Linked DNA regions of Homo sapiens: regions 2 and 3 are each linked to region 1. A link is a loop called in an ENCODE intact Hi-C map of the cell type or tissue named here. Cell type or tissue: heart left ventricle. All regions are shown on one strand. Links, peaks and the distances in the headings refer to the core of each region. The heading gives the core; the rest is flanking DNA. Region 1 has its middle 29 kb from the start of LINC01387. Region 2 has its middle 57 kb from the start of EPB41L3. Region 3 overlaps L3MBTL4 (L3MBTL histone methyl-lysine binding protein 4).

Region 1 (10,385 bases), core at 3,018-8,017:
ATTTTTGGTTTACACATACTGTCTCTAGAATACCATCCAGGGAAAAAACCTACATTGACAATGTTGTCATCATGTGTTGGCTATTGGCTTCGGGCTTACTTTCTGCAATAGGCTAGAATTGATCATCAGCAGGACTGAATCCTAATTCTGTTATGAGAATGACATAAAGCTAAATCTACATTCAGAAAGCCTTGCTAAAAAGGTTGTTTGCTTGCTTTCACAGGATGAGATCCAGGCCTCTCAGAACACTCTGGGGGGAATTTTATGCCAGGACTATCTGAAAATTTGCAATTTCAGCAGGCTTTGTAATGTTTACCATTCAAATAACTAGACCCCAGCCTGGTATGACGCATGGTATAGCTGTTGAACAAATGTGGGGGAGGGAGGGAGGAATGAAGGGAACAAGCAAATACCCGACCTGGTTGACATTTCCAACACATACATAATCGTGGTCACATCCTAGAGAGATGTGGGCGAGGGGAAAAAGTTGAGAACCACTGCCTTAAACTTCATTGTCTGTAATCTCTCTATGCACCCTACTGAAACACAATGATTTGTGTGCTAAATTTCTCTGCTTTAGTACGATGTTTCCTTCGTTCTATGGTAGGATTTGTTGCAAGGTGAATTGCATCTGTTGCTAAGGAGATACTCAGGAGTCCTCAAGGTCCAGGCTTCAATAGATGATAGCAAGTGAGTTCTCCTGAAAGCTGAGGGCTAAAGCAAGGCAGGAATGCAAATTCTCCTTGGGGAAAGAGTGGGGCGGGACTACGTTTAGCATAGAGATTGCCTAATAGTTGTGACCAGCTTCACCTGGGAGAATGGGAGTCTAGAAAAAGCAGAGTACTAAGAAAGCAGCAATGCATATTAAAGCTAGGTTTTCAGATTAACTCAGGAGTAGTTATTTAAAAAAGAAAAGGAGAGAGAGGGGCACTGATCTTTTAATCAAGAAAGCAACCTCCCTCCCCAAGTAGCAGATAGACAAGGAAGGTTCCAAGGGTTTGCATACAGTGTGAAATCACAGAGCCTAGAGCCATACATAAGCCTATGGGTTGTTGCCAAGGCCTGAGAGATGTTGCTAAGGATTTCTCTTTTTGAAGCCACAGAGGAGGAAAAGGAGGAATCATAATACTGAAAGATTAGTGAGATGGCTACCAGATTCTGACTTAGACCAGAGATTCTTAAGTGGAAATGTATGCGTCCCCAGGAGGGAGAATCAAAAAGTTTCAGATCCTGTAGCTCATAGAGTGACTTAAAAATCCTTCAATAATTTCCTATTGCTTTAAAAATAAAATCCAAACTCTTTATCACGACCTCCAGGGCTGAGCATGAGCTGGCTCTAAACCTCTTCCCAGCCTCATCTCTCACCTACAGCCTGAATGAAATGAGGCTCACTGTCTGTCTTCTGCCTGACAATTCTGACAAAACCCCACCCCTCCCTCCTTCAAAACTCGTGACTCTTTCTGTGCCATTTCACTCTCACCCTTGGGTCTGGGCTTGTCACTTCTCCCAGGGGATTTCTCTAAACCCTCCTCAAGGTGGCCTCCCTAATTACCTACTTTCTTATCACCCAGCAGTTGTTACACCTGTAATTATTTGGTTTATTCATTGTTCTATCTTTCCCCATTAGAATATTTATTCATTCCAATAGTTATTCATTCAAACTATTTGTATCGAGCCTACCATGTGCCTAGAACAGTGTTTACTTAGGATTTATCAGTGAACAAAACAAAGTTTCTCATACTCAGGGACCTTACCTGAGAGACAGGAGAAATGTATAATAAATAAGTAACACACCTAATATGTCCGATGATGACATTTGCTATGGAAAATGTGAAGCAGGGAAGGTCAGTACAGAGGGCTGGGGGTGGGGGGAGTTGCAATTTGATCAGATTTTGTAACATTTACCACTCTAACAACCAGAGCCCAGCCTGGTGTGAGGCATGGTGTAGCTGTTGCACAAATGTCGGGGAGGGAAGGAGGAAGGAAAAGCAAATTCCCAACCTGGGGACATTTCCACCACATACGTGATCATAGTCACATACTAGAGGAATGTGGGTGAGGGGAAAAAGTTGAGAGCCACTGCCTTAAATTTCATTGTTTGTAGGCTGGGCACAGTGGCTCATGCCTGTAATCCCAGCACTTTGGGAGGCCAAGGAGGGCAGATCACTGGAGGTGAGACCATCCTGGCCAACATGGTGAAACCCTGTCTCTACTAAAAATACAAAAATTAGCTAGGCGTAGTGGCGGGCACCTGCCATCCCAGCTACTTGGGAGGCTGAGGCAGGAGAATCACTTGAACCCGGGAGGCGGAGTTTGCAGTGAGTCGAGATTGTGCCATTGCACTCCAGCCGGGGCGACAAAAGCAAAACTCCGTCTCAATAAACAAACAAACAAACAAACAAACAAAAAAACAAACAAACTTCATTGTTTGTAAACTCACTTCTATGCACCCCACTGAAATACAATGATTTGTGTGCTAAAGTTTCTCTGCTTTTTATGAGGTTTCCTTCGTTATATGCTAGGATTGCTTCCAAGACTCACCAGACAATATGATAGTAAATATTCACATCAAATCTAGGCTGCATTTTGATTTAAGGCATATTAAAATAGAGGAAAATGTTGATCTTCTAATCAAGAAACAATTTTAATTACAGGTAATCAATGGAGAAACCATGATTTTCATTTGGATTTCAGCCAAAGCACTTGCCTTGTAATTCAGCCCCTCAGAAACTCTTGCTGCCTTGCAGGCAGTAAACAGTCCATAGAGGAAAAAGTGCTCATGGAGGGAGAGGCAGGCTTGGATGCTCTATGTGGAAACTCCAGAGGGCTAACAGCAGAGGTTGAAGAGTTCCAAGGCGCTGCTAAGACCGCCTAAGATGCTACATAGGAACCCCACTACTGCAACAAATTTTTCTTGTAGCGGGGAGTTTTAGATATTAATCTCTGAAGAGAAACTTGTACAAGGAGAAATGTCCATTATCGAGAAATTCCAGTGTATTTTGCATTTAAAATGTCCTGTTCCTATTTAAAACTAGTGGATCATCTCCAGAAATGTGTGTGATAAATAAGCCAACAATAACTCTCCCTCCCTGCCAAATGCCACATTAACAATGAAACCATTGATTTGCTCCTAGAACAAGTATGCTTTGTTCACCTGGACGAGAAACAAACTGACTACAGAATGTATTTTCACATGACAATGTTGAAAAATCCAGTGATTATTGCTCAGGGTCAAAACTTGTTATAACAAGCTCTGAGAGAATGCTGTCAGGGTTTGTGTGTCCTACAATTTGGTTGTATTGAATATTGCTTTTAATATGCCATTGCTATTGGCCTGGGAATCGTTCGGTGTAATGGAATTCAGCTTGTAGTTCCTTTAGACTTCTTAATTATTCATGCAAAATAGAGAAGGCTATTAATTATTCAATTAATCCCCCTCTGTGGGAAAATGCTATTTGGATTCTTATTATGCATTTTAGCTACCTAGTTAGACGTAATTAGCCAAATAAATGATAACTTTCGGTTTCCCAGGAACCTTTTATGCATAGTCTTAGTCTCAAGAATAGATTTCTAAATATACTATTATTTACAACAAAATTGCTAAAGTCAGAGTCTAGTAGTGCACTGATAATAAAAAGTGAGTGTGAGGGGAGATACTCTTTTATAGACTATAAAGGCTGAAAAGTCACCCACCTTTATTTATTCCCAGGCTTAGCCAAGCTTCCACATTTTTCCACCTACCCAATCAATCAATAATGCTACAATAATTTAGGAGGTCGTTATAAATCATCTGTAACATGTCCAAACTTTTTATTCCTGAGTAAATACTTGAACTGGGCTCCTGTTGCATGCCATTTCACAATGCTCAAGTTCTGCCTCTCTGAGGACGCTGACAGCTTCTCGCAGGTGCAATCTCACACCTGTGCACGCCTCTTCTTTCTTGCCTTTGGGTGTGATGGCGGCTGCCATGCAGGAGGCACCTTGGAGCACATTCTGGTATTTGCACCTGCATGATCATAACGTGGGGTCCAGCCTCCAATTCCCTGGAGAAGACAGTTCTGAGACATATTTCAAATGGCTCTTCAGAAGATCCAGGCTGGACAGAGCATTGACTGCCTGCCACGGTACCCCATTGGACAACACCTTCTTAATGCAACTTTCCCTCCTTCCCTGTTCTATGCCTCTGTCCCACAATCCTGTCCCTTCAAATAAACAGTCCATTTGTAAGCCTTCATCTCAGGCTCTGCTTCGTGGAGCAACCCAACTGCACACCACTATTTGGCTTATGTCTTTCTGACCAAACAAATATATCATTTTCCCTTCAAAGTCAAAACAGATACAATCAGAATAGAAAACCACTAAGCTAACAAACAGCCTCAGCAAAGTGCTAAGAGTGACTTCAAGAATCAAAAAAGAGGCTGGGCGCGGTGGTTCACGCCTGTAATCCCAGCACTGCGGGAGGCGGACGTGGGCAGATCACGTGGTCAGGAGATCGAGACCATCCTGGCCAACATGATGAAACCCTGTCTCCTCCAAAAATACAAAAATTAGCTGGGCATGGTGGCGGGCGCCTGTAATCCCAGCTACTCGGGAGGCTGAGGCAGGAGAATTGCTTGAACCCGGGAGTCGGAGGTTGCAGTGAGCTGAGATCACTCCACTGCACTCCAACCTGGTGTCAGAGCGAGACCCCGTCTCAAAAAAAAAAAAAAAAAAAAGAAGAAGAAGAAGAAGAAGAAAAAAATCAGAAAAGACGGACCATAGGGGAAGTCCTGGTCCTTTCTTCACCTGGTGAATATGATTGTGCATTTGCCAATCCCAGGCTGTCTGCCAGGGCAGGTACGTGGGGAATGTGAGCTGCTGCAGCCCTGCCACGCTCTCCCAGGCATCTCCACACAGCCAGTAAGTCTAGGACGGGTTGGAGTCTCACCTACAGGGCATGTGATTCTGTATATTGTTACCTTTATTGGATCATACACTCACAACAAAATAATAATTCTCTTCTTACAGTACTTAGAGCAATCATAATGTTTCCTCTGTGTGAGGTCCTGCCTGGCTGAGTCACCTACGCCAGACGGTGGCGAGTAACCCTTCAGACGTCATGTTTCTCCCAGCTTTCTTCACCAGCAAGAGTTATTTTGGCCAACCAGCCATCATTGGTCCCTGCCAGGAGGTCTGTAAGGCGGTCCTTGGGTGGGGCTGGGCCGACCCCGCAGGACCTCCCTGCAGGCCCTTCCCTCGTGAGCCAGCAGATGGTGCTGAGGCAGCACGGGACCCAGGACTGGGGCGGCCACGCACTTCCCAGGGAGCGAGGGTGAAATGCGATTCCTCCTTAGACGCTAAGCAGGGAGTGAATTGTGTAATCCTTAGTATTTCACACTTAAAATCTCCAGGGAATTTGTCTTGAACTAATTTCCAGCATTATTCATCCCAAAAGTTCAAAACCATTTCAAGGTTCTTGGATAACCTATGAAGCCAGAGGCCTTGTCTTGTTTACCCTTGTATGCCTGAGACCTAGCATGAGGCCTGGCACTTAGTAGGAGCTCTAGAAATGCTTCTGAAATGAACAAAGCATCTGCATAGATTCAGAAGGGCAAAAGTGGCTTGTTCAAAGCCACAGCCACAACCTTTAACCTGCCCTGGGCTTAAACCCAGTACTTCCGAAGTCCTGTCTGCTACTGTACCCTATCTGCCTGCAGTTTTCAGAAGAGCTGAATTATTGTCTTTATTATAGTTTATGAACATTTTTAAAGTTTTTCCTACATATGAATTTAACATATAAACCAGTGAGAAATTTGGATTCCATGTACAGAGAAATTCACTTTACAGGGATGTCTGTTTATTAATACATATGTGCCATATTTAATTGAAAGGGACAACTTCACATTAAGGTTCAAAAACTTCAATGTCTTTCTATTTAAAACTTCAGTATGGTATCATTATGCACAGGAGGAGAATTGCCTGATGGTAAAACTTCACTTCTCCAACAGCAGTGAAGATACAATAAGCCAATTCAATTTTTGTAGACCTCAGTGTATTTTTAGAAAATGTTAACCATTTTGAATCGGTAGCTTTCTTAAATGTGGCATGTATTTCTCATCAAGAAAAACGTGGAATAGAATTAAACTGATTCGTTATGGCTGAGCATCCTTTCTGTGTAGTGACAACCTTTGGGGCTACAGAGGCCATGTTTGACACCCTGTTTGCTCTACCCTATTGTCTCAATCCTGTTTTGATAAATAAACAACTCTGGGCTGCCTTATTGTTTCTGTTGCTTGTTTCTGCTTGCGTAGGTTTCTTTTTCTTCTCTTCAGCATCATGCTGTCTGCTCTTCTCCCCACTGTCTCTTTTTCATGTCCCTATGTCCAGTGCCCTTCACTGACAGTCAACCAAAGCCACACACAGCAAACCACTCCTAATCCACTGTGGTTTGTTTATAAGATGCAAATATTGGTAAAACTAGAAGAAGAGTAACATCTAAAACTGAGTGTCTTGCATTAAAACACAGTGCGAGAAATGTTGATAAGATTGTTAGCATGCCATACGTGATCTTTGAGACTTGGACTCGGATTACCTATTTTTGGAGCTCACAGGCTTTTTATTATATTTCCCTTTTTTTAATAGGAGGGTAGGATGGGGAGGGGGAAGGGTTAGGGGTCAAGAAGGGAGAAGGAGGCTAACTGTGTTTTATGTAGTGAGAATGCTGATGAACAACTTCCAGCTCTGTGAAGTTTTCATTTTTCTTGTTTATTGTGATTAATGTGCTTTACTTGTCCATTTAGCTGGTTTTTAAAAGTTTCATGTAAATATTTTTATTTTCATTTTATTATTTTTTAAAATAAATTTTATTGTGTATATTGGAGGTTTACAATTGGATATGGGATACATATAAATAGTAAATTGGTTACTAGAGAGAAACAAATTAACATAACTATCATCTCACATAGTTACAATATTTGTGTGCCAAGAGCAGCTAAAATCTACTTATTTAACAAAACTCTCTAATACAACGTACTTTTATTACCTATAGTCCTCATGTTACACATTAGATCTCTACCCTTGTCCATCCCACGTATCTGCTATTTTGTATCCTTTGACCTACATCTCCCAATTTCCTCCCACTGGTTACCACTGTTTTGTTCTCTATCTCTGCATATATGACCTTTCTGTTTTCTTAGATTCCACATATAAGTGAGATCATGCAATATTTTTCTTTCTCTGTCTGGCTTATTTCACTTCACATAATATCCTCCAGGTTCAACCATGTTGTGGCAAATGGCAGGATCTCCTTCTTTCTAAGGCTGAATTATTCTGTTGTGCGTGTGTTGGAATATTACAGTTTCTTTATCCATTCATCCGTTGACAGTTAGGTTGTTTTCATACCTTGACTGTTGTGAATAATGCTGTAGTGAACATAAGAGTGCAGGTATCTCTACTAGCGGGTGATTTAATCTCCTTTTAGTATAGGATTACTAGGTCATATGGTATGGTAGTTCTATTTTTAATTTCTTTAGAAACCTCCATACTGTTTTCCATAGTGGCTGCAGCAATCTACATTCCCACTAACAATGCATAAGTGTTCCCTTTTCTCCAACCCTCCCAACACTCTCTCCATTTGTTACCTCTTGTTTTTTTGATAATAGCCATCCTAAAGGGTGTGGGGTGGTATCTCATAGTGGTTTCAATTTGCGTTTTTTTTCTTGTTTTATTTATTTATTTATTTTGTTTGTTTGTTTTTCTGAGACAGGGTCTCACTCTGTTGCCCAGGGTGGAGTGCAGTGGTGCGATCATAGCTCACTGCAAACTCCCAGGCTCAAGCAATCCTGTTCTATCCTGCTATATTGCCCAGGCTGATCTCGAACTTCTGGGCTCAAGTGATCCTCCTGTCTCAGCCTCCTCAGTGACATGCGCCACTGTCAGGGCACTATTTCTGAATCAGGTTATTTGTTTTCTACTATTGAGTTTGATTTCTGATCGATTTTGGATATGAACCCCTTATCAGATGCATGGTGTCCAAATATATTCTATCATTCCATAGATTGTCTCTTCACCCTGTTGATTGTTTCCTTTGCTGTACAGAAGTTTTTTAAATTTTGATGACATCGCATTTATTCGTTTTTGCTTTTGTAGCCTGAGCTTTTGGTGTATTGTCAAAACAACAACAACAACAAACAAAACCTTTGCCAATGTCAATATCAAGGAGATTTTCCCCTATGTTCTCTTCTGGGAAATTTGTGGTTTCTTGTCCTATATTTAGGGTTTTTTTTTTTAACTTTGAGTTGATTTTTTTATGTAGTATAAGATAAGAGTCCAATTTCATTCTTTTGCATGTAAAAATCCAGTTTTTCCAGCACCACTCATTTATTTTTTAATTTTTAATTTTTTTAACTTTTATTTTAGGTTCAGGAATACATGTGCATGTTTGTTACATAGGTAAATTGCATGTCACAGGGGTTTGTTGTAAAATTATTTTGCCTATACAGGTAGTAAGCATAGTACCTGATAGGTAATTTTTTGATCCTCACCCTCCTACCTCTTTCCACCCTAAAGTAGCCCTTGGTGTGTGTTGTTCCATTCTTTGTGTCCATGTGTACTCAATGTTTAGCTCCAACTTATAAGTGAGAACATGCAGTATTCACTTTTCTGTTCCTGTGTTAGTTCACTAAGGATAACGGCCTCCAGCTCCATTCACGTTGCTGCAAAAAACAGAATTTCATCTTTTTTATGGCTGTGTAGTAGCCCATGGTATATATGTACCACATTTTTTTTATCCAGTCTACTATTGATGGGCTTTTACGCTGATTCCATGTCTTTGCTATTGTGAATAGCCTAGTATCTTCATTTATTGAAGAGACTATCCTTTTCCCATTGAGTCCTCATTTACCTGACTTTTAACTTTAGTAAGCTCTTGCCTAAATATTTTGGAAGTTCAGCACACCAGTGGTAAAGACAGTTTAAACAACAGTAGTGGACTGTGTGTTTTAAGGACTTAAGGAAAATAAAATCTCACAATTTTTAAATAAAAGAAGCCATGCCATAAATACTTGCCACGGTCCTGGAGAAAAGCCAGTATTTCAGGGGTAGCTATCACTGGAAACTGTAATTTTAGAAAAGGGGCTGAGAATCAAGGGTGCTGGTAGAGGACAGGATGTTCTAAATGTGCCCATACTTTCAGGAATGATGAGCAAATATATGGCCAGACTCCAGACGCCGTTTTTTTCTGAGAAGGACTTCTATTTGTTTGAAGACCTATTTGGCTGTTCAGTAATTACTAGCCTTTTTATCTTAATTTTGGAAGCACACTAGTCTTTCTTTTTATGGGACATGTCACATCCCTGGCTTAATTGCAAAAATTTCCATTTTAAAAAGCCCTATTGTTAACAATATTATTCAGCCAAACATGTTGAACTGAATATTGTCTATACTGCTCTCAATTTTGAAAACTCCAGGGTATATAAAAATCTTTAAGAAAACATAATTTCAATGTGATGCACTTAGCTTCTCTGGTTTTAAATTCTCTGGTCCTCCTCCAGCATCTTCTTTGGCTCTTTGTGGGGTTGGCATCTTAGAGCTTCTTCCTCCCCCAGCCCCAGAAGCAGAGGCTCTCTAAGGCCCGGCCTCTGGCTCTCTGCCGTTTCCACCCACAGGCTCTTTGGAAGCACCCTTTCATGCTCTCGACTCCACCAAGGGTGCGTGCACGAAACTCCCAAGTGGACATTGAGTGCCAGCCATTGTCTCTCAACATCCCTTCAAGGTCAGTTCTCCCAGCCTCCCAGCCACTCAGCCTCAACATCTGGAATAACTGTTGACTCTGTTAACTTTTTCCATAGACTTGGCATGTCAGTTTAAAAACTCACATTAATTTTCTGTTCAAAACGTCTCTAAATCTCATCCCTTTTTGTCCTCCTCTGCTACACCCACGACCATCTCCGCCCAACCCTATAAGTTTCTGGATAATTGTGCCTGACTTCTAAATGGTTTCTCTGACTTTAGTTTTCTCCTCCTTTAATCCCACTTGCATACAACCTGTAGACTAATTTTAAAAATATACTACTTTAATTATATTGCTTCCCTACTTAAAAATCCCCATTGGTTCCCTTTTCACTTCCAGCCATGAATATAAATTCCTCGGCCTGCCCTGCCAGGCTGTTGTTATTAGCCAGGTATAGGCTCCAGGATCAGCAGACACAGTTTCGTATCCAGCTCCAGCACTTACTATGTGTAAAATAGGGACAATCGTACTTGCCTCAGAGGATTTTGTGAAAATTAAATACCATTTGCAATGTCAAGAACAGAACCTGGAAGGTGATAAATGCAAAAGAAACACGAGCCATTTCCCACTCAACTTATTTCTTGATGAGATTGACAACAGTTGCTTTACTGACACT
Region 2 (10,385 bases), core at 2,488-7,487, 880 kb after region 1:
CACTTTTGCTGTCACTTTCATCCCCTGCTTGTCACCCCCACATGCCCATTGGTGTGTGTGCCATTAGCGTCCCTGGAAGCCTCAAGCATCTGTGATTTTTTTCATCCTCCTCCTTCTGCCTCCAACTCCTTACTTCGTCTTTACCTAGCTTGTCTTTTACACACAGCTCCTACAAGAAGTCAATTCTGATAACCTCCTGCCTCCGAACCCCTCCTGGTACTCTTACAGCATCTGGTGTGTGCCTTTCTCACACAACTTCGCATATTATGGGAGTGATGAATGTACTTGTATTACCTGCCTTCATTGTTTTCTAAAATCAGAAAGAGGTTGGACCTAGTGTCTCACACCTTGTAATCCTAGCACTTTGGAAGGCCGAGGTGGGAGACCACTTGAGTCCAGGAGTTTGAGACCAGCCTGGGCAACATAGAAAGACCTAACAATAAAAAATAAAAACAAAAATACTAAAAATTAAAGAGAACTACTAAAAATAAAATAAAATAAACATCAGCCAGGTGTGGTGGTGTGTACTTGTAGCCCCAGCTGCTTGGGAGGCTGGGGCAGTAGTATTGCTTGAGCCTGGGAGATTTAGGCTGCAGTGAGCCATGAGTGCACCACTGCACTCCAGCCTGGGCAGCAGACTCCATCTAAAAAAAATAAAGAAAAATAAAATCAGAAAGAACTGGGACCTGATCTCTTAGTGATGTCTGTGTACCTAACACTTGAAATTTGGTAGGCTGTCATAGATTGTGTTTCTTAAGATGTCGGCTGTGAGATGAACATGGGTGGCCAAGGTGTTGATTGAGCTCATTACTAAGGAAGAAAGCAGGGCTGGGCAGAGGGAGAAGTTGGGCTGGTTGTAGTCCCAGCAGAGGCCTCAACCTACCTTACCTGGGGAGTACTGGAGTGGGGATGACTTCCAAGTTGTTTCTAATTAGAGTAAGAGGGCTGGAGCATTTCTTCCCCCACAGAGACTAGTCATTTTGGATGTTGGCCCTCCCCAGGAGGAGGTGTGACCTGAGGTAAGCAGTTGTCTTCGGCAGAGGCAATCCCCACAGATGGTTGACAGCTAAGGGCCACCTGCTGGCAGCACTTTTAGCAGCTAGAGGATTATAAATCCTTTATTCCTGTAAGGGGATCTGGGAGGTATATCATAGTGTCCACCATATGGGCGTAACTTTTTTGTGAAATTAGCTGAAAAAAAGCAAAATGCCTGTGGCTTTGGGAAATTAGGGGATAAGGAGAGGAAATGAAACATGGGCTATTTCAATCTGCTTTATTAATAGAAATGGTTTTTAAGGCCGGGCACAGTAGCTCACACCTATAATCCCAGTACTTTGGGAGGCCAAGGTGGGCAGATCACTTGAGGCCAGAAGTTCGAGACCAGCCTGGCCAACATGGTGAAACCCCTTCTCTACTAAAAATACAAAAATTATCTGGGAATAGTGGTGCACATCTGTAATCCCAGCTACTCGGGTGGCTGAGACACAAGAATCACTTGAACTCGGAAGGCGGAGGTTGCAGTGAGCCAAGATTGTGCCACTGCACTCCAGCCCAGGTGACAGAGCAAGACTCTGTCAAAAAAAAGAGAAAGAAATGGTTTTTAATAAAATGGATTTCTCTCTGAATAAAAAGGTATGACTTTTAAAGACCCCTGAAATTTTAGTGAAGGCTTCCAACTCTAAAAGCAGCAAATGGCAAATATTTAAATTTCTGCTACTTATTCTGTAAACATTTACTGAGTGCCCAAAAAGGGGACAGCACCACTGTTGCTGCTATGGGATCATTAAAAAAAAAAGAGTAAGTCAAATACCAAGGAGATTTCAAGCCATTGGTGGGTAAGGACATTTAAACTATTGATCATAATACAAAGCAGAATGAAAGAATGATTCTAATACTATTACAAGCAGAGTATACTAGAAAAGATGCATTACATCAAACTTGGCTGAGTGGAAGTTACATGTGTATTTATGTGTATGTGTGGGCATGTGTATGCATGTATGTATATGTGTATGTCTGTGTGTGTGTGCACGTGTGTGTGTGTGTGGACACTTCTGGAAGGAGATATCAAATGAGCTAAGCTTTGAACTTCCAGAGATTTGAGTTTGACCCTTCCAGGAAATGTTAACTTTTACTTTTCTTACCCAAATAATATCTCATTCAACTTTTTTTTTAAATTTTAATTTTGAGACAAGGCCTCACTTTGTTACCCAGGCTGGAGTGCAGTGGCGTGATTGATCATAGTTCACTGCAGCCTCAGCCTCCCACCTCAGTCTCCCAAGTAGCTAGGACTATAAGCACGTACCACCATGCCAGGCTATTTTTTCCTTTTTATAGATATAGGGTCTTACTATGTTGCCCAGGCTGGTCTCAAACTCCTAGGGTCTAGTGATCCTCCTGCCTTGGCCTCCCAAAGTGCTGAGATTAGGCGTGAGCCACCATGCCCAGCCTTCTTCAAATTTTATAGCTCCTGCAGTTGCTGACTTATATCCATTGAAAGGAGAGGCACTCCTGGCAAAACCCGTAATTGCCCAAAATCAGAATTATCACTCTTCCTCTTTATTCCACTCCCAGACTCTAAAAGTACAATGACCGTCAAGACTTGCAGGTTGGTTCCTGTAGCTGAGCAAGGTTCCAAAACACGGGAACATGCTTCCGTTCCAGGGCTGAGCCTGCAGCCTTGTCCAAGTCTTGCCTTCTGACATTGTCCTCTAAGAACCTCCCATGATTTGGGTTGGAGGCGGGCCTTAGCTCATTTCCACCCAGTCCAAAAGAAAGTGACTTTGTTCATTTTCCTCTCACTTAGAGAGGCTTCCCTTCCTTTTAATGACTCCTATGTATATGCACGTCCTTTGTTTTTTCTACCTTATCTTTAATTATTGCTCAGATGATAACAGTCCTGATGAATAAGACATTAAGTCTCCCTTTCAAAGTATTAATGAAAAGGAAAAAAAATTGAAGCATACTGAATTACAACAGCAAGGTTCTAAATTATGCTTATGAGGCAGTGTTGATGATAGGGAAGTAGTTAAACATTACTTTGCTTAGAAAGAAATTGTTCTCAGGACCAATACTGAGTGTCAGCAAAATGAAAAACAATTGATTCATGAAGTTCTTTCTTCCCTGGCATATAGAGAATGAGATTATTAGCTAGAGAAATTTATTCTAAAATCTATTTTAGTCTGTAGCTTTCCTTATCAACCATTTTCCTGTCAGTCCTAAAGTCCTATATTTAAAAATCTTTAAACATCGGTTACCTATCCTCTTCTTCTGGACTTGTCACCCTAGGTATCAAGGGAGGAGGTGAGGTGAGGTGCAGTGGTTCATGCCTGTAATCCCAGCACTTTGAGAGGCTGAGGCAGGAGGATTGCTTGAGGCCATGAGGTCAAGACCTGCCTAGGCAACAAAGTGAAACCTCGTCTTTACAGGGGAAAGAAAAAGTTAGACGGGCATGGTGGCACATGCCTGTAGTCCCAGCTACTCAGGAGGCTGAGATGGGAAGATCGCTTGAGCCCAGGAGTTTGAGGCTACGGTGAGCTATGATGCATACCAGCCTGGGCAACAGAATGAGACCTGTCTCAGTCAATCAATCAATGAGTGAGAGAGAGCAGAAGACAGAAGGACTGTAAATCTGTGGAGTCCCTATTGATCCTTCCAAGTGGATTAGCATCACCTTCCTGGTATTGTGCCACAAGTAGGCACAAGGTGCTCAGCTTCATCTTTTAGGGAAACAATTTGTATATAAGCTTTGCTATGATTAATACTGGCAGGAGGGATGGAAAACGTGCAGCATTTAGGGGAAAATGAGTTAGTGTGTATACTACAGGACATGCTGCTAGTTCCCCCACACCCCATGTGAAAAACTAATTGAAACACTTGATGTTATTGTAGCAGAAGGTCAAACTTCTTTACCATCAAAATGAGAACTTGGTATGAAAATATACAGAGTTTAAGGACCAATTTTACATGAAAGCTGCGGACAGGCATTGAAAAATCCTACTTAACATAATTTGTTTAATTTGTCCGATCTTTATTTTAGGCAATAAATGGCTGGAGAACCTGAAGCCACAGGTCCTCTATACTAGCTTCATTTCTTTTCAAAAAATCACCTCCGTCATCAAAGAAAATCAACCACTCCGAAGTGCTATTCTTCTTTATCCCTGTTAGTTTTGCTTTTATAAATCATTTATGATAATGGAGTTACAGTTTAATTTAGTAATTAGTTTGCAAAGGAAAAACATTCAGCTTGCATATGGAAAGGATGAGGAAAACATCAAAGAAAATTTGTTTTTCATAATCATTTTAGTGTAACAGATGTAAATACCTACTTAAGAATGGAACTGGATTTCTGGGATAGTTCTAACTGCCTTCATGCTTATCTCACCCCTGATACAACCAGTTTCTTGGACTTTCTGGGGGAAATTTATGTGAGGTCAATGATTCGTACTTGTTCAAAGGTTACTCTGCTGCGTAATTCAGCTGTCAGCAGAAGTTTGTCTTGCCTGGCCCAAGATTTTGTGGAAATCTGAAGGAAAAAAACAACAACACACACTACAAGGTTTTATTACACAGTGAACTGACAGATCCCTGCAGGCTATGTCAGCAGAAGCATGGGGCAAGAGTTCTTGCTGCTGGTCTGAACTTTGCACTTCCAGCAGGTTGGGTTGCAAAGCCAGCCCTGGGATAGCACAGGGGGAGGCAACTTAGCAGCATTGGAGGGAGGTAGGGGTGGTTTTATCCTACAGCAATGACTGATCACCTAAGTTTGATGGTGTTATCTCTGAAGCCTTATCTCCTTCTCTAGTTACAGTCCATTAAGAGTCTCAAGACTTAGAGCCTATTTTTAACTGCAGGTCCTGCTTAACCATAATTGAACATGTGATTTGTTCAGTTCAGAAGCCCTTCCCCCTCCCAACGTCTTCAAATGCCTGCATATTCCTATATATCTGAATCATGGAAAGCAAAGAGCAAAATATCCATGTATTTTGGATATTTTGCCATTTGTTAGTGCTCTGGTGTTTTTTAAGAGCTGTTGTTGTTGTTTGACAACAATGTATCTCTAACTGGAATGCCATGAATTAGCTGAGTACTATGTGCCCTTTACAGCATGAGAGCATTAACACGGTTAAAACATTTTTAGAAGTATCCAGAGAAGATTTTATCTTCCATGCCTTTTACACCTCCGCCCCAACTGAAATTTAATGTTTGCATTGGAATTCAGGGCCTTCTAGCTCTTGACTCTGCAGCGGCAGCTTGGTAACTACTTCTTCTCTGTAGTAAATGTTAATGGTACTCTGTATTCATTTTAATGGTTTTAATGATTAGAAAGAACATTGGTTTTGTTGGTACTGTAGATTTTAAGGATATATTTTTAAAACGAAAGGATGAGTGCCTTTTTTGGTTTTGATTGTAATTGTAATGTTTTTTTCTTCCCTTTGCTTTTTTAAATCTCTCCCAATCTTGGACAAGGGGCTCCACCTAGTGTAAGTTTTAGGTTAAAAAATAATATGGATGTAAGTAGTATAGAAGGGGCAAAAATTAGTTGAATATACTCTTTTTTTATGATGAGACTGTAAAGCAAAAGACTGATATTTTATAAAGTGCTTTTATGGTTCAGATCATTCATGTGATTTATACAGACATTCCTTCTGATTCTCTCATTTCTCCACAGATTCTTATTTTTATCTACTTTTTAAAAAGGCAAAATTACATCTCTTATGTGTCCAAATATAATTTTAGGTTGTAAACATTACCTTTGCCTGTGGTGAATGAATTTAGATCCAATTTTCTAGCAGTATGACAAGAGAAGAATCTTAAATGAGACAGTTTGCCATGCCTCAACCCTTGGTAAACTTAAGAAAGTTACTGCCTGAAATTTTTTTCTTTCTTTTTGTAAACAGGTGCTTAAATTTTAGATCAATGATTTTATTTAATAATTTTAAGAACATCATCTAACTACATTTTGAAAGTTTTTATATTGAATCCAGCCTTAAGATTCAGAATTGTTTACTTAGCAGCCACTAAGTGGAGTGTACTACAGTTGATGGTACAACTTTTTACAGCTTTGAAAATATCACTGTATCACGGTATTCAATTTTTAAATATGTTTTTCTTATAGAGGAGAGTTTCTGGTGCTTATATCTGTTGCCCGTGAGTTCCAAGAAGAGAATATAAATACGTCTCTAAAGGACTGTATGAATCCATGCAGTGCTATAAAGAAATACCTGAGACTAGGTAATTTGTAAAGAAAGGGATTTAATTGGCTCATCATTCTGCAGGCTGTACAGGAAGCATAGTGGCTTCTGCTAGGCTTCTGGGAGCCTCAGAAAACTTACAACCATGGCGGAAGGCAAAGCGGGAGCAGGCACAGTCATATGGCAAAAGCAGGAGCAAGAGATAGAGCAAGGGGGAAGGTGCAACATACTTTCAAACAACCAGCACTTGTGAGAGCTCATTCACTATCACGAGAACAGCACTAAGGGGATGATGTTAACCCTTTCATGAGAAACAAATGCATGATCCAGTCACCTCCTACCAGGCCCCACCTCCAACACTGGGGATTACCATTCGACATGAGATTTGGGTGGGGACACAGATCTAAACCATATCAGGGACTAAATACTGGTCTGAGGTGCCTAAACAGGAAAATGCCCTACCTTGATGATGACATCAACAGCCAAGGGATACAGAGAATTGAGACGTTTCCTTAAGAAATGTGTCCCCTCAAATATTTGGCTTTTCTGATGTGAAGAGTTTGCTCTCACTTTGGCCCATCGCCATTACAATGGGAGTAATATTTCCTGTGTGCCTACCTCAGGACAGGTGTTGGGCATACATGATGTATTTAATTCTCCTAACATTATGTGAATTAGGGACTCCTGAATCTATTTCATAGATTAGGAAACTGACACATGGAAAAATCAAATGATTTATCTAGGTTGTGTCAGAATTTGAACTCAGATCTCTGTTCCATAATACATGTTTGTTTGTTCTCCATAGTACATGTTTGTTCTTCTGCATCGTATTCTGCATGTCAAACTTCCAAAATCCTCATGGCATGAACTCTTCTTTCCTTCTCCAGTTAATCACTGTTCTTATTCAAGATTTAAAATGTGCTAGATTCCAAGGGAGTTGATGCTGTCCGTGTCCTCAAGAAACTTTCAGTTTAACCGAAGAGACTGAGCACAAGTGTATTTTTAATGATCCTATATTCCCTGGTGCATTTAGTTAAGGCCACATACATGGTATACTCCTAGAGAGAATAGCTGCAACAAGGCAGTGATAGTGTTAATTGACAAGGCAGAATTCTAAAGGCAAGGACATCTGCTTTTCTGCCTCTTCTTCTCCAGCAATGAGAGCCTTCCTTCTGGAATGCAGGTGATACAATGAAACCATGGAGTATTATCTAATGTTGAATTCTAATACTGTATTATCTAATATGGAGGTTCTCAGACTTTTGAGGGTTGACACCGTTTTTCACTACTGAGAATCCACAAAGAACTTTTGCTTAGGTAGATTATACCTATTGATATTTACCATTTTGAACATGAAAACTAATAATATTTTAAAATATTTATTAATTCATTTAAAAATAACATTAGTAAACCATTACATGTTAACATAAACGAATGACATACTTTTATGAAAAGTAATTACATTTTCCAAAATAGAACAATTTAATGAGTAGAATGGCATTGTTTTACATTTTTATAAGTCTCTTTAATGTCTGACTTAATAGAAGACAAGTGTATTCTCATCTGCTTCTGCATTCAATCTGTTACGATACACTGTTTTGTAGTATAGTAAGAAAATGCACAGAAAATCCAACTTCACTCAGAAATGTTGCTGGAAAAGGGAAGAGTATCTCAATTAGTCTTTTCGGGCAATTCTTTGACCTTGCTGTTTCAGATAAGGGTTTCAAGGAACCCCCAGGGGTTCCTGGGCCTCAGTTGGAGAACTGCTGGTATAAGTAAGATGAGGCCTACTTTCAAGTCTCAGCTCTTTTATTTCCCAGATCTGAAGCCCTGAGAAGTTACTTCATCTTTGACAGAACTGCTACAGGAATTAGAAACATTGTGCATGCAGGATCTGGGACAGAGAGAGCACTCAAACACGTGGTGGAGATGCCCATGGTGATGAGCTGCTGCTGCTACTGCTGTGGTTTCCATGGCTGGTGCTACTCTCCTGGTCTTGAGTGGTGTGAAGAGCAGCTTCCAGAGTTGGAAAATGAAGTCACACCCCACTTGGGGGTGTCTAGGAGTAAGACTGTGTGGAAGACAGTGATACCATAAATTGACAAGACAGTATCCATCTTTCCTAGGTTATTTGACTTCTGCTGTTCCCTTCCAGAATGAGGCTGATTTGCAGGATTTGCAAAATCTTCCTAAATTCTGAATTCACTACACTTAGAGAACCATTTATAGTGGTTATTATAACAAAATAGAACAAAGGTGGGTTTTATATTGTATATTCATCTCTTACAAAATTCATTGTTTAATGTATAATGAATAATTGCAAATTTTCCTAAAATAAACAGTAGAATACAGTTACCATGGGATTGGGAGAAAATAAAAACCCAGAAATTCTGAGAAGGTTTTACAAATACATTGTAAAACCTCAGAATTTTCGGATGAATACATTGTAATGTAATGCACTAATGGGATGTAGTCAGATCTCAGCAGGACACTGGAGGCTGCTCCTAAGGGAGTGTCCTGAAGCCAAGTCATATCATAGAGAGATGAATTTGGATATTCTGGGTTAGAAAAATCTGAGGTTATGAGACAGATCCAGAATAAGGGTCACTGATCTGAGAAGCAGAATGACTAAGGAGCAAAAACCAAAAGGCACTTGAGGAGGGTCTGGTGGCATGAGGGGGAGATTAGGAACAAATGGTAGATTGAAGCTAGACCCAGATTGAGGTGAGGCAAGGGTGTGAAACAATTTGGTCCAAGCCAGTCTTATAGACTATTCCTTTTCTTCCTTTTCCTTCTTTTCAGAGATGGGGGTGTCGCAAAGTTGCCCAGGCTGGCTTTGAACTCCTAGACTCAAAGCAATCCTCCTGCCTCAGCCTCCTGAGTAGCTGGGATAGACTATGCTTTTATCTATCATGTTGATTATTTATGTGGAGAGCTGGGAGAGGAGATTTCAAAATGCTGGAAAATAAACTCCTTAAAAATAATTTTTAAAATATATTTAAAAGGCTTATGGAAAAATACCTCATTATTAAAACGCTATGAAAATGACCTCACGAAAAGAATCTTCTTATTGCATTGTCAGAAGGATGATGTAATGTTTTTATTTTAAAAGAACATTTTAGCCACAGGAATAAAACTGCCACAGGATATTTATCATTTAGAGGAAGAAAAAGAAAAACAACAGAAAATGTTTCTCAACTTTGCTTGGGATGAGCAGCCATAAAGGTGGATTCTTTTCTCTTTATAACCTCAGCAATATCAGGTAAAACTAGTATTGCCAACAAGTATGAGTGTCTACGGCTGAGACACATTTTTGTGTCTTGGTGTTTATCTGCAAGTTTCAGAAACTCATAGGAGACCTGCTTAAGAAGACCCTGCTAATCATAATGTGGTTAGACCCTGGGCGTCCTACTTAGCTGTTACTTTTGGTGGGTCACACCCAGCTTCTGAAGGCCTCAGTCTACTTTTGTAATATAGGAAATAAGGTTAGATAAGTGGTTCTCAAAGCCTGGTCCACTGACCAGCACGTCAGCCTTACCTGGGACTTGTTAGAAATCCATTCCTTGGCCCCAGGACCTACAGAAGCATAGACTGCAGGGGTGGGACCCAGAAATCAGTGTTCTGCCATGCCCTCTGATGTGATCGCTAGGAACACTTCTAGCTTCAATGATCTAAGATTCTCAGAAGTCATATGGCTCATTCTGGCCTTCAGGTAAGTGGTTTTCTGGACCAATCCGAACAGAGAAATATTCAGAGGATGGACACTATGTGAGGTGGCTCATTCCATTGTTTAAGCATCTCAGGAAGCTCTTATACCTCATTGTTTAAACACAAATAAATTTAGAGCAGTGAATTTTAAATTGCTTTTTGGATTACAGTTACCTTAAAGACTTAAAAACGGTTATAAAGATTCCCCAGAGAATGTGGGGATGGAGTGGAAGATGGGAGCCACCTACTGGAATATACATTAAATTAATATACAATTTTTGGAGGATTACAGATTACCCCCAATAGTATTCCATGATCCCCATGGACCTGCTTAAGAAGCACCGATTTAGAAATTTTTTGGTGGACAGTTAAGGAAAATAAGCACATGTCCAGGAATTCTGAAATGGAGAATCGGTCAGTAAATTTACTACAGTTGCCTTTTTTTAAAAATCAAGTATGTAGTATGTATCAAACACTTACTGATGG
Region 3 (10,385 bases), core at 2,598-7,597, 260 kb after region 1:
TTTGCATTTGGCTTTTTACCTGTTCGCCTTGGGGCTTTATGTCTTCATATTAGTTTTGTTTTTATTTTTATTTTTTGCATAAATAACATTATATTCGTACTATTTTATAATTGCAGAGTTTTCTCACTTAGTGCCCCTTGGTTTCTCCTTCCACCCAGGTTAATTACTCCCACCGAGCAAATGGTAACTGATGCTAATCCCTTAATATTAGTCACCTTGAGCTAACTAGTATATCGAACCGCTCCAAAATGTTAGTGCTTTTAGCACATTTAAGATTTTGTTTCTTGCTCCTGTCACAGTATAATCATGGCTGATAGGGGCTAGTTCTGTTCCATGCAATTATTCTGGGATTATCCTCCAATTTCTTGGTAATCTTTCCATTTCAGCCGGAGAATAGAAAGAAGCTGATGGTTGTACATGGGAGGGCCAAACTTGGAGGTAGCTTATTACATCATTTCTACTCACATGGGTTGGCCTGAATTCAGTCACAGGACTACATGTAGCTACATAGGAGTCTAGGAAATGCAGTTCAGCCTTCTTACCAAGAGGAAAAGCCATCATCTTATACTGTACGTATTTTGTGGATTCTCATGATTGCATATCCATGTGCACATACATGCTCATATCCATGTGTTCATAAGCCCATGTTTTTTTTGTCATTGTTTGTGCTGTAAAAATTGGATTATATTAGGTACTTACTTTACATCATTTTTAACTTTGCTCAACTATGTCTCATGGCAAATTCCTTCCAACTCATCTGTATAGTTCAAATTCTTTCTTTATAATAACTGCATAATATTTCATAATGTGTTATATCAAAATTAACTCAGCATTTTTGTGTTAAACATTCATTTAAAAATGCCTTTATTGATACCTGTTGGCATTTAGAAGGGAACACAGCTAAAAGTATGTGTTTATTTCCGCATTTTTAAACTGGAAATTGAGCATTCAAACCTGTTGGCTGAATGAACATTTATTATTAGGGAATAAAGCTATAATAATTGGTATTTTGGGAGGTAATGAAATGTACTTTGTAGAAATAACACAGTTGGTTTTTTTAGATTCTCTAGAATCACCAATTGGCTGGACCTACTTAGTAGATATTCTAGATGTTTCATGAACACATAGAAATATTTAGCTTTGCAAATTAATATTTTGATACCCAATGACCACTTTACCTCATAATTTCCTTGCAAAGCTTATATTATATTATATTATATTATATTATATTATAATAGAAAAATTTACAGTCCAAAGAAATCCTTCCTTTAGTTGCAACCTTAGCCATTAACTTTTTTTTAGCCAAACAAAAGATTACTGTATTTTAAATGGAACTGTGCTAGTTTCTATAGATAGATTCTGTTGGCATAAGGAAGGTAAGAGTTCAGAGGATAATATAAATTATTAATTAATGAATTGAACGATATGAATTGAGTGCCTACCAAATGTGAGGCACAGCTAGGAGCTGAGGATGTAATAAAGAACAATAAAGATATAACGTGAGGATTGCTAGGTCTGTAATAGAGTGTCACTCAGTGGAATATGATACGGTTAGAGAAACTAAGAGAAAAACAACCCTAGCTTTTTATTTTAAAATCTTAAGTATTGAGAGACAGAGAGAAATAGAACTCATTACTCTGTCTCAAATGCCTGCCAAAACATTGGGTTAGATTAGATCCCGCATGAGCCATGGTATTGAAGACAGTTCTGCTGGGCGCTCAGCCAGTGCAACACAGATAGGTTGTTTTCTGGTGATCTCGCCAGACACAAAAGAGAGTTTATTTCTTTACATAGTGTATTCTGGATATAGTACAGCTCAGCCATACTTTGAGCAAAACAATCAATTATAAAATGAGCTCTTTGACAAGCTCCTGAGGTGCTGATATTTCATACTGTAGATCAAAGAATTCTCCCTATGCTTTAGAAACTAATTAATGATCAAGTAAAAAATCTGACGTACTGCTGTAAATGTTAGAGAGTCTAACTTATGTTCTTTTGCCAGAAAGATATTTTAACTTTAATTGTTATGAGCTGAATATGAATGTAAGACTTCTAATATCTAAGGCACCGTAAATGTGAGGTCATTTTCAACATGTGTTTTGAAACAATAAAGGGTGAACCTGAATTAGGCTTGGCCACGATTGAAGCATCTGATTTTCTTCAAATCTTGTATTTCTGAGTCATGTACTGAACAGCATGCCACTATTTCATACAAGACAATTAGTGACCACTTGGTCCTATGATTGTTTCCATGAAGGGCCCTTCTGTATGTGCAGAACCTACTAGCAGAATGACAGCTTTCAGGTAGTGTAACTTTCCTCAATCTCTATCATTGGAGGCCCGGATATTTGGATGACTCACTGCCCTGCCTTGTGAGAGACACTTGAAACAAATGAATAAGTGGCCTCTGAGGGGCTTTCTTATATAATTCAGGTTCTTAAAATGATAGTGAAAGCTAGCCAGGGCCGCACTGGTACTAGTCACATAATCCTAATTATTCTATTGATGCTTTCTCTGAGACTTCAGGCCCAGCAGCCTAGAGCACTCAGTAAACCTCAAAGTAGCTCTTTAGAAGTTTTGATTTCTACAAATTGCAAGTCAGGAGACACAGGCTCTAGCTTTGACTTCGTTGTTAGTTGCCTTGCCTTGTATGAGTCACTTAAAATGCCAGGTCTCACTTTCCTCATCAGTAGAATTGAGTTTGATGAAGTGTCCATCCAGCATGTGTGTTCATGCTGAACATTCTGTCTATTGTGATAGACCCTTGGCAGATCCAATAGACAGATAGATTTGTCTATTGTGATAGACCCTTGGCAGATCCCTTTTATTGCTGCTTATTAAATAGGACTATTGGCCATTACTTAAAACCTGCTTGTCATACAGCAATGATTTTGTTTCCTGAATTGGCCACCAGTATAATTGTGGTTGTTCTGCTTCTCTAGTTCCTAAGGGACAGGTCACCCAGACTAGTCAGGAACTTAAGGACTTGTGCTATTGATTCATGAGCTCAATTCTTTAGAAAGAATGTTCCAGTGGAAAAAATAGGTTGCTGCTTAGGCTGTTGTTCCTAGAGGAAAAATAATCGAGGGTGCCTTTAAAAAAAAATCTGAAACCAGTATTACACCTTCTTACATGGCCTTCTAATATGGAAAAAAAAACTGAGGAGTATTACATTTGCATTGTATAGATGCCACAGATCAGACGGCTTTTTCTTGGCATCATCCAGTTTACAGTGCTGTTGGAACATTAGCCAGTATTGACACACCAGCACCATTTTGTTCAAATGGTACCTCTGATGCCACCAGTACCAGCAGGCAAAAAACTTTGTATCAGAGTTTCATTCAGAATTTTGGGGCTAGACTGGTATCATTTTGGCTTGTATCTCTATCATTCTTGGCCACCAAAATGTAAAATGTAAATGTTTCAGGAAATATATTTTATTCATTCAACAAATATTTACCAAATACTTACTGAATACCAGCTGTATGTTGTGAGGAAATAACAGTGAAGTGAACATATTCCTATCATAAGGCAGCCTATGTTCTAATGGAGCAAGAGAAATGAAATATTCACAACACACACTGTGTTAGGTGTCAATAAGTGCTGTGGAGAAGAATAAGGCAAGTAATGGGGTTAGGAAGGGCACATACATTTGGGAGGGGGGCTCCCTATTATATAGAGAGTCAGGGTGGGACTGAGCGAGAAGGTGACAGTTGAGTGGCATTTGAGATAAGGTGACAAGTCTGGAGGATATCTACAGATAACTCTCCAGGTAAAGGAACAACAAGTACAAGAACTTGAAGAGGGAGGATGTCTGCAGTGTTCTAGTTACAGCAGGAGTGTAGTGAACAGGAGATGAGGTCAGAGCGGTAGTGGGGCCAAGTTCTGTAGGGCCCTGTAGGTCATGGTAAGCACTTGCTTTTCCCCTGTGTAATCGAGGAAGCCATTGGAATGACATGGTAGAGAAGGTTTTAACTTATATTTACCATTGTTTAACCCTTACATGTTTCCTTTTTTGCTTCCATATTTGCATCCTCCAGAAGGGCTTTTTCTTGACCCTGAATGCGTTCCACTCCAGGTTCTGGAAGTAATCTCCCTAGATCTCAGTTTCTTCTTTTTATTTTTATTTTTTAAATTGTGTTTTAAAATAGAGGTGAGGTCTCGTTATGTTCCTAGGCTGGTCTTGAACTCAGCGGCTCAAGTGATCCTCCCACTCCAGCTTCCTGAGTAGCTGGGACTACAGGTGTGTGCCGCCATGTCCAGCTGATCCCAGCTTTTTCACACAGGGCCTCCTCCTTTGTCCCTCTCGAGGCCACCACTTCCCTGCAGCCTGTAAAGGAGACGGCTTATTTTGCCACATCCCAAGTAGTTCTCCTCGTCTTCTAAAACAGTTCTCAGCTGTTTGGAAAATCCCCTTCTTCCTGAGCGTTCAGGCTGTTCTGCTTCACTCCATCTCACCCCTAATTTTGCCACCATCCAGATGATTTTTAATTATTCTTCATCATTAACTGAAGATATTTGTCACCCAGATCTACCGTTTTACCGGAAGAATTGCTGGCACCATGAGGAAATCCAGGGCTGAGTGGCCGACGCCCTAGCTCAGTACTTCCTTGATCCTAATTTCTGTGACACTTTTTCCACGCTTTGGTTCAGCCACCCATGCCCACAGCCACAGCTTGGACCTAAAGAATGAGGTCCAAGCTGTGGCTGTGGGCATGGGTGGCTGAACCAAAGCATGCAAGTTTTTAACTCAAAATGGCATGGAATGAGGTGGGACATGAATAAATAATTTAAACAATATAGCCCAGTCTCCAGTCCAGCAGTTTACAGTCCCGCCCTCTCGCTGTCGCAGTTCTATGCCTTGGCCTCCAGAGGGAGCTCAGCATCTCAGTCCTGAGGCCTGAAAGGGGCTGCCTTGGATCATGGATGCGCTGGGTTTTCAGTCTCAGCAGGACGAAGTGATAAGTATGAGGTTGATGGAGCCACGCGTCATTGTTCAGATACCATTTCTTCCACTTTCTAACTGTATAGCACTTGGCAGGCTGCTCAAGGCTCAAGTTCTCACCTAAAAAATGTAGATAAAAGTGTACCTCACAGGGATAGATGAGGAATAACTGACTTCATGTAAGTGAGTACAGTGCTTACCTATAAATGGAAGCCAGTTAGAGGTGGGTTTTCATTGAGAGGGGTGAAGAGGTTAAAGGCTGTTCTTGTTCCATGGGGCGGTCTCCTGTATTTCATTCTTGTCTCAAGTAGGAATTTAAATCGTTGGAAAGCTTCTTCCACGGTATTGCTGCACTGCTGTGTGCATGGACCTGGCCCCTCCCACTCCCCCTGCAGCCCTACTTCTTGCTTCCCAAGGTCTACCAGGACTCAGGGCTGGGGTCGGAAGGAAGAAAGTTGGAGTACGTGGCTTTTGCAACTCTCCCTGGGCCATATGACATTCTTCTCTCTTTGGGTTCATTGAACAGGGAATATACAGGTACAATATTTTCCCTTTTTTGCATGTACATAGCTCATTTCTGAGAGTGGCATAGACGCAATTGCTGCTTAAGAGCCATTTAAAACGGTCACAGCCTTTAATTTTCACCTGTTTTTCACAAAAAGGGGAAGAAGGATAGTGACTCTCACAGTAGCATGCCAAGTCTCTTTACCAGGCTGGGACAGGACCAGGTACTGTCTCTCTTACTTACCTCACATCCAGTCCTTAGTCCCCTACACTCAGGTTTCCTTTCGCTCTATCCAACCATATGTACTGGTCAGGTGCCTGGGTGAAGAAGCCCAGCATGGAAGGGGCCAGGTGTGGGCATGGTTCAAAATCTACACAGAAATGTGGAGATCCAAAATGTGATAAATGGATTTGGATGATTTTAAAAAGTATCAGCTATAAAAGTAAATGCAGAGTTGGGTGTGGTATCATGTGCCTGTAGTCCCAGCTACTCAGAAGGCGGAGGTGAGAGAACAACATGAGCCCAGGAGTTTGAGGCTGCAGTCCTCTATGACTGTGTCAGAAGAGCCACCGCATTCCAGCCCGGGCAGCCTAGAGAAACCTCATCTCTTGAAAAAGAAAAAGTAAATGCAACTGCAGAAATACTTATTGAAACATAAAATATATAGTATAACTCATAAAGGAAAGGATAGAAAGCAAAGGAAACCTCAAGAGAGCTTAAAAAAAATTCAGCTTAAAACATGTTTACAGAAATTAGATTAAAAAACTAGTGGTGAAAACAAATGTAAATTAATTTAAAAGTCCATTTAGAAAGTGATTAAAATAGATATGTCTGGAACAAAATAATATAAAAGTAAAAACGATGGGTAAAATATTATCAGCAAACACAAACAGAAAATAATAGGGTGGCAATATAATTTTTAGTAAAAATAATTTGAGACAAAATACATAAATGTATCCAAAAGGGAAAGGGAAATTTTCTCTATATCAAGAATAAATAGAAAGCACAACTCATGCCAAACATTTTATGTACAGAATGATGTAACATCAAAATATGAAGCAAAGTACTCCATGATCTAGCAGTGTTACTCCTGGATGCATTCCAACATAAATGTATACTTCTTATCACTAAAAAGAATATACCAGAATGTTCATAGCAGCATTTTTAATAATAGCTCCCAAATGGAAACCACCCAAATGACCACAATCAGTAGAATAGATAGATAAATTGTGAAATACTCACATAATGGAATATTATACAACAATGAAAATGAATGTTCTGAAGGCAATAATCCACCTGACCCTCACATTCGGAATGCAGAGCAAAAGATGTTCACCACAAAGGAGCACATGCTGTGTGATTGCATTTACGTAAAGGGAAAAACAGAAGAAAACAAATCTCTGTGGTTGGAAGCGAGGGTAGGGATTTCTCTTTGAGGAGGGTGGTATGGTGCCTAGAAGGGACGATGATGGGGAGGGGATCCTGGAGCTCTGGAAATGTCCTGGTTTAGATCTGTGTCTGGTTATGCTGGTATGCTAGTTTTTTGAAAAATGTTCAGTCTATCCACTTGATTTGTGTACTTTCCTTTAAATATATTTTTATTAAAAAGCATAAAAATGAAGGAAAAATGATCAGAAATATGGGGGAATTGTAAAAAAATACTTATTTTAGAGAATTGAGCATATTGCTTCAGACTTTCTGCTTAAAGGACAGATTTTTGCATAATATAGCTAGATTGTATTACTGAAAATGCTAACATACTTTAAAATACATATATACTCTGTTTTTTAAAAATTGTTGACTCTATTTTATACTAAAAAGAAATCCTCAAACCTCAAAAGCAGGAATTCTATATGTCACATGACATTCTGAAACTATTATGTAGTAAACTAGATATTAGTGTTACTATTTTAAACAAATATGAAAATTACTTGGAGTATCTCAAATAAATATTTAAGGATTAAATCAAGACAACACAGATTACAATTATAATTGGTTTCTAGAAAATAAAAAGTGAGAAGAATACATATTTTTAAAAAATGTGTCCAGCTGTCTAAACCTGAATTTAGTGGCAACAATGGCAGGTTCATTGTCTATTTCATTTTAAATGAAAATAAGTTATGTTTATAATTCAATTTGACAAAACAAATATAAAATAAACTGAAGAGATGTAGGAGGGAGGAAGTAATAAGAGTAAAAGCAGTAAACAATATAATTAGAAAAGAAAAAAGAAGAAAAAATAGAGCTGATGAATAAATCTAAATACTTATTGCGTGGAAAGATAAATAAAACTATACTATATAGATCTCTAGCAAATTTAATTAGGAATGAAAGAACACAAACATAAAGAGAAACAAGAAGGAAATTTGAAATAGAGTTCTTTATATCATGTTCAATATATAGTTTTAACTGCAATTTTAGGAAATTGTAATTACAAAGATTTAATAATGAGACTAAAGCTTTAATAGATATAGAATGATTAGAGAAATTTGAAAGATTTTCAGAGTCTTTTTTTTCCAATTCATGGTATGAGGTCAGATGGTTGCTTGTAAGTGTTTTCAAACTGCTAAGGAGCCTTCTGTTGGAGCTTGGGAGTCAGAAACCTGGGTCTCACCTGGCTCTGTGAAGTACTCACATGGCCTTTGACCTTGGCCAACTCACTTAACCTTGTTGAGTGAATGAGAGTACCATGGAGTAAGTGCTTGAGTGCAGGCATGCCTTTGCCTTCTCAGAGGTTATGGTTAAGTGAATTAATATATCTGAAGTTCTTAGCATCAGGTCTGTTTAATGGTGAGCATTCAATTAACATTAGGTGTCATATCATCCAACGTTTTGTAGTATACGGGAATCAGAATATCTATGAGTAATCTTTTGCTATTTATATATATATATTTTCAGGTTATCCCAATCCAGAAAATTTTTCCTGGACAGAATACCTGGAAGCTACTCAAACCAATGCAGTTCCTGCCAAAGTTTTTAAAATGGTAAGTTCTATGTGGGTACAAACTCTCACCTTTAAACAACGTTTGTATTGAGTCATGCCTACATTTGGCAGTTTAAAATTATTCTAGTTTTTTCTTTCTAAATTCAAGTAGTAATTTCATAACCAATATGCTTTTCTTTTAGTTAAAAATACAAAGTAGGTGACTCATCTGCTATTGTTCCCATATAGAAATGTAGATGATGGTTTCCTTCCTTGAAAAATGGCAAATCAGAGGTACAATTGAAAACACCTCATCAACTGCTGATGATCCATTCCTTACATTTCTGGTTCTATTAGTCTGCTGAGTGAGAACTCTGAATTTTCACAGTACCACTCTCTCAGGGACTGTTTGACTGTCCATGATGCCATAACAAAATTGTTGAATGCATAGCCTTTGTGTGGATAATGTTATATATTTTGAGGTAAACCTTTCTTTCAGCATTTGTTAGAATACTGATTTTTAAATTTGTACTTATATATTTATTCCAGGATTGAACTAAGTATAAATTAATTTCTAAAATAAAGTACATAGGTAGTACAGTTAAAGATATTTATATCCTAAACCTAAACCAGCGGTTTTCAAACTCTATTCCCTTTCAGTTCTCTGTGTGTTTCATGTTCCCCAACTTGTCTTTAATCAGAATTTTATATATTGGGCTTCTGCATATAATTTCATTTACTGAAAATTGTCTAGAGATCAAGAGCGGCTTGAAACAAAATGATATTTCATTTTTTGAAAAAATTGATTATAATTAACAGTATTTGGGGGGAAATGTCCATATAATAAAATCAGGAAAGTAGAAGTGTTGGAGTACTAGGAAGGGTTTAAAAAGAGCAAAGGTTCAGCAAGCAAAAATGCTTATTGTACTTGACTTTTCCAAGAGGAAAATGACAAGAAAATAAAATTCTGAAAAGTAGCTAAGAAGGCAACTTCCAAGCTCTGTCCTGGGTTATTGTGGATTCAGCTCAGGGATGTACCTTAGGCGTGTACAATACTAAACTCTTCTACCTCTGTTGTTCAGGACAGTGATGTTGGGGAGAACAGAAAGATTCTCCGGGATGAAAGACCTAATTACAGTCAGTATACTCCATTTAGTAGATGTGATAATGCATCTTACAAAGAAAATGTGTTTCTACAAAAGCTGGAGAGAAACACACCAGATATTGCAGAAAGATTTGACTGTTTATTACTGACATATTAGTTGGGTTTTATTTTCCTTTTGCCATTTCTGAACTTGAAAAATTCAAAACACTTTTGTTTCCAATAAAACCAATTGAACACTTTTATGTGTAATAGCTTTCAAAGTGAAACTTTTTGCCAACCTATAGAAACTATCAGAGTTGCTTTTGATTTTGATTTTTGAGAGTTGAATTTCCTTAGTTTCTGTGATTTGGTTAAGTCCAGTGTCTTTTTTCTTACTCCGTGATTATGAATCCCTGTGTGTCTGTGGTTATAGACTCTTGGTTCCTAGCAAGATCACCTCAGGTGATCTGCCCACCTCGGCCTCCCAAAGTGCTGGGATTACAGGCATGAGCCTGTGGTTTCTTCCTTTCAAGTGAAAGAAACCATAACACAGATCACCTGTCTCTTGTTACAGATGAAATGACAAAAGCATAGGCTATGGCTTTAAAGTACATCATAGTATGCTTTTAAAACAGTTTAACAGCTGAAATTACACAGCTTTTATCTAAGCATATTTTAGATTTATAAAGGATCGTGTTTCTCCTTTCTGAGTTTTTATTAAAGAATTTTGCCTTCTGTGCCATACAGTTTGAAACTGGGCAATGAGAATAGTCAATAGTTTCTGAAATTATAAGGTCAATATCAGAAAGAAGGAAAAAAACTAAACTAATATAGGAACTGTAATAAGATGCTTTTTGAACTTTAGTGTAATCATTAACAAATTTATGATATAATCTGTCTTTGTCTTTTTAGTTATCTTTAAAATGGC

Evidence for each region. A loop is a pair of places that touch in the nucleus more often than their neighbours do. Peaks named below come from ENCODE experiments on the same cell type or tissue, not always from the same donor. Only the 100,000 strongest peaks of a DNase experiment are listed, where the experiment ranks them.
Region 2: it touches region 1 in a loop (7-fold over the local background); 3 of 110 quality-filtered maps call a loop at or near these places.
Region 3: a loop joins it to region 1, with 2.4 times the contacts of the local background. A loop is called at or near these places in 2 of 110 quality-filtered maps.

What each region holds. Positions count from the first base shown.
Region 1 is chr18:6,477,612-6,487,996 of GRCh38, reverse strand. No RefSeq gene overlaps it. Among named protein-coding and RNA genes, the nearest start is that of LINC01387, 29 kb to the left of the region's middle. RefSeq lists an enhancer at 5,291-5,350. In heart left ventricle, for the core only: CTCF peaks have their summits at 5,035 and 5,236 (motif pointing right); a DNase peak (open chromatin) is centred at 5,256.
Region 2 is chr18:5,595,665-5,606,049 of GRCh38, reverse strand. It overlaps a transcript of EPB41L3 not described here. Among named protein-coding and RNA genes, the nearest start is that of EPB41L3, 57 kb to the right of the region's middle. In heart left ventricle, for the core only: a CTCF peak has its summit at 5,480 (motif pointing left); no DNase peak of the experiment used is centred there.
Region 3 is chr18:6,213,799-6,224,183 of GRCh38, reverse strand. It overlaps L3MBTL4 (L3MBTL histone methyl-lysine binding protein 4), which reads left to right. Exons shown (of 19, transcript NM_001330559.2): 11 at 8,349-8,434. Among named protein-coding and RNA genes, the nearest start is that of L3MBTL4-AS1, 38 kb to the left of the region's middle. RefSeq lists an enhancer at 4,922-4,971. In heart left ventricle, for the core only: a CTCF peak has its summit at 4,868 (motif pointing right); no DNase peak of the experiment used is centred there.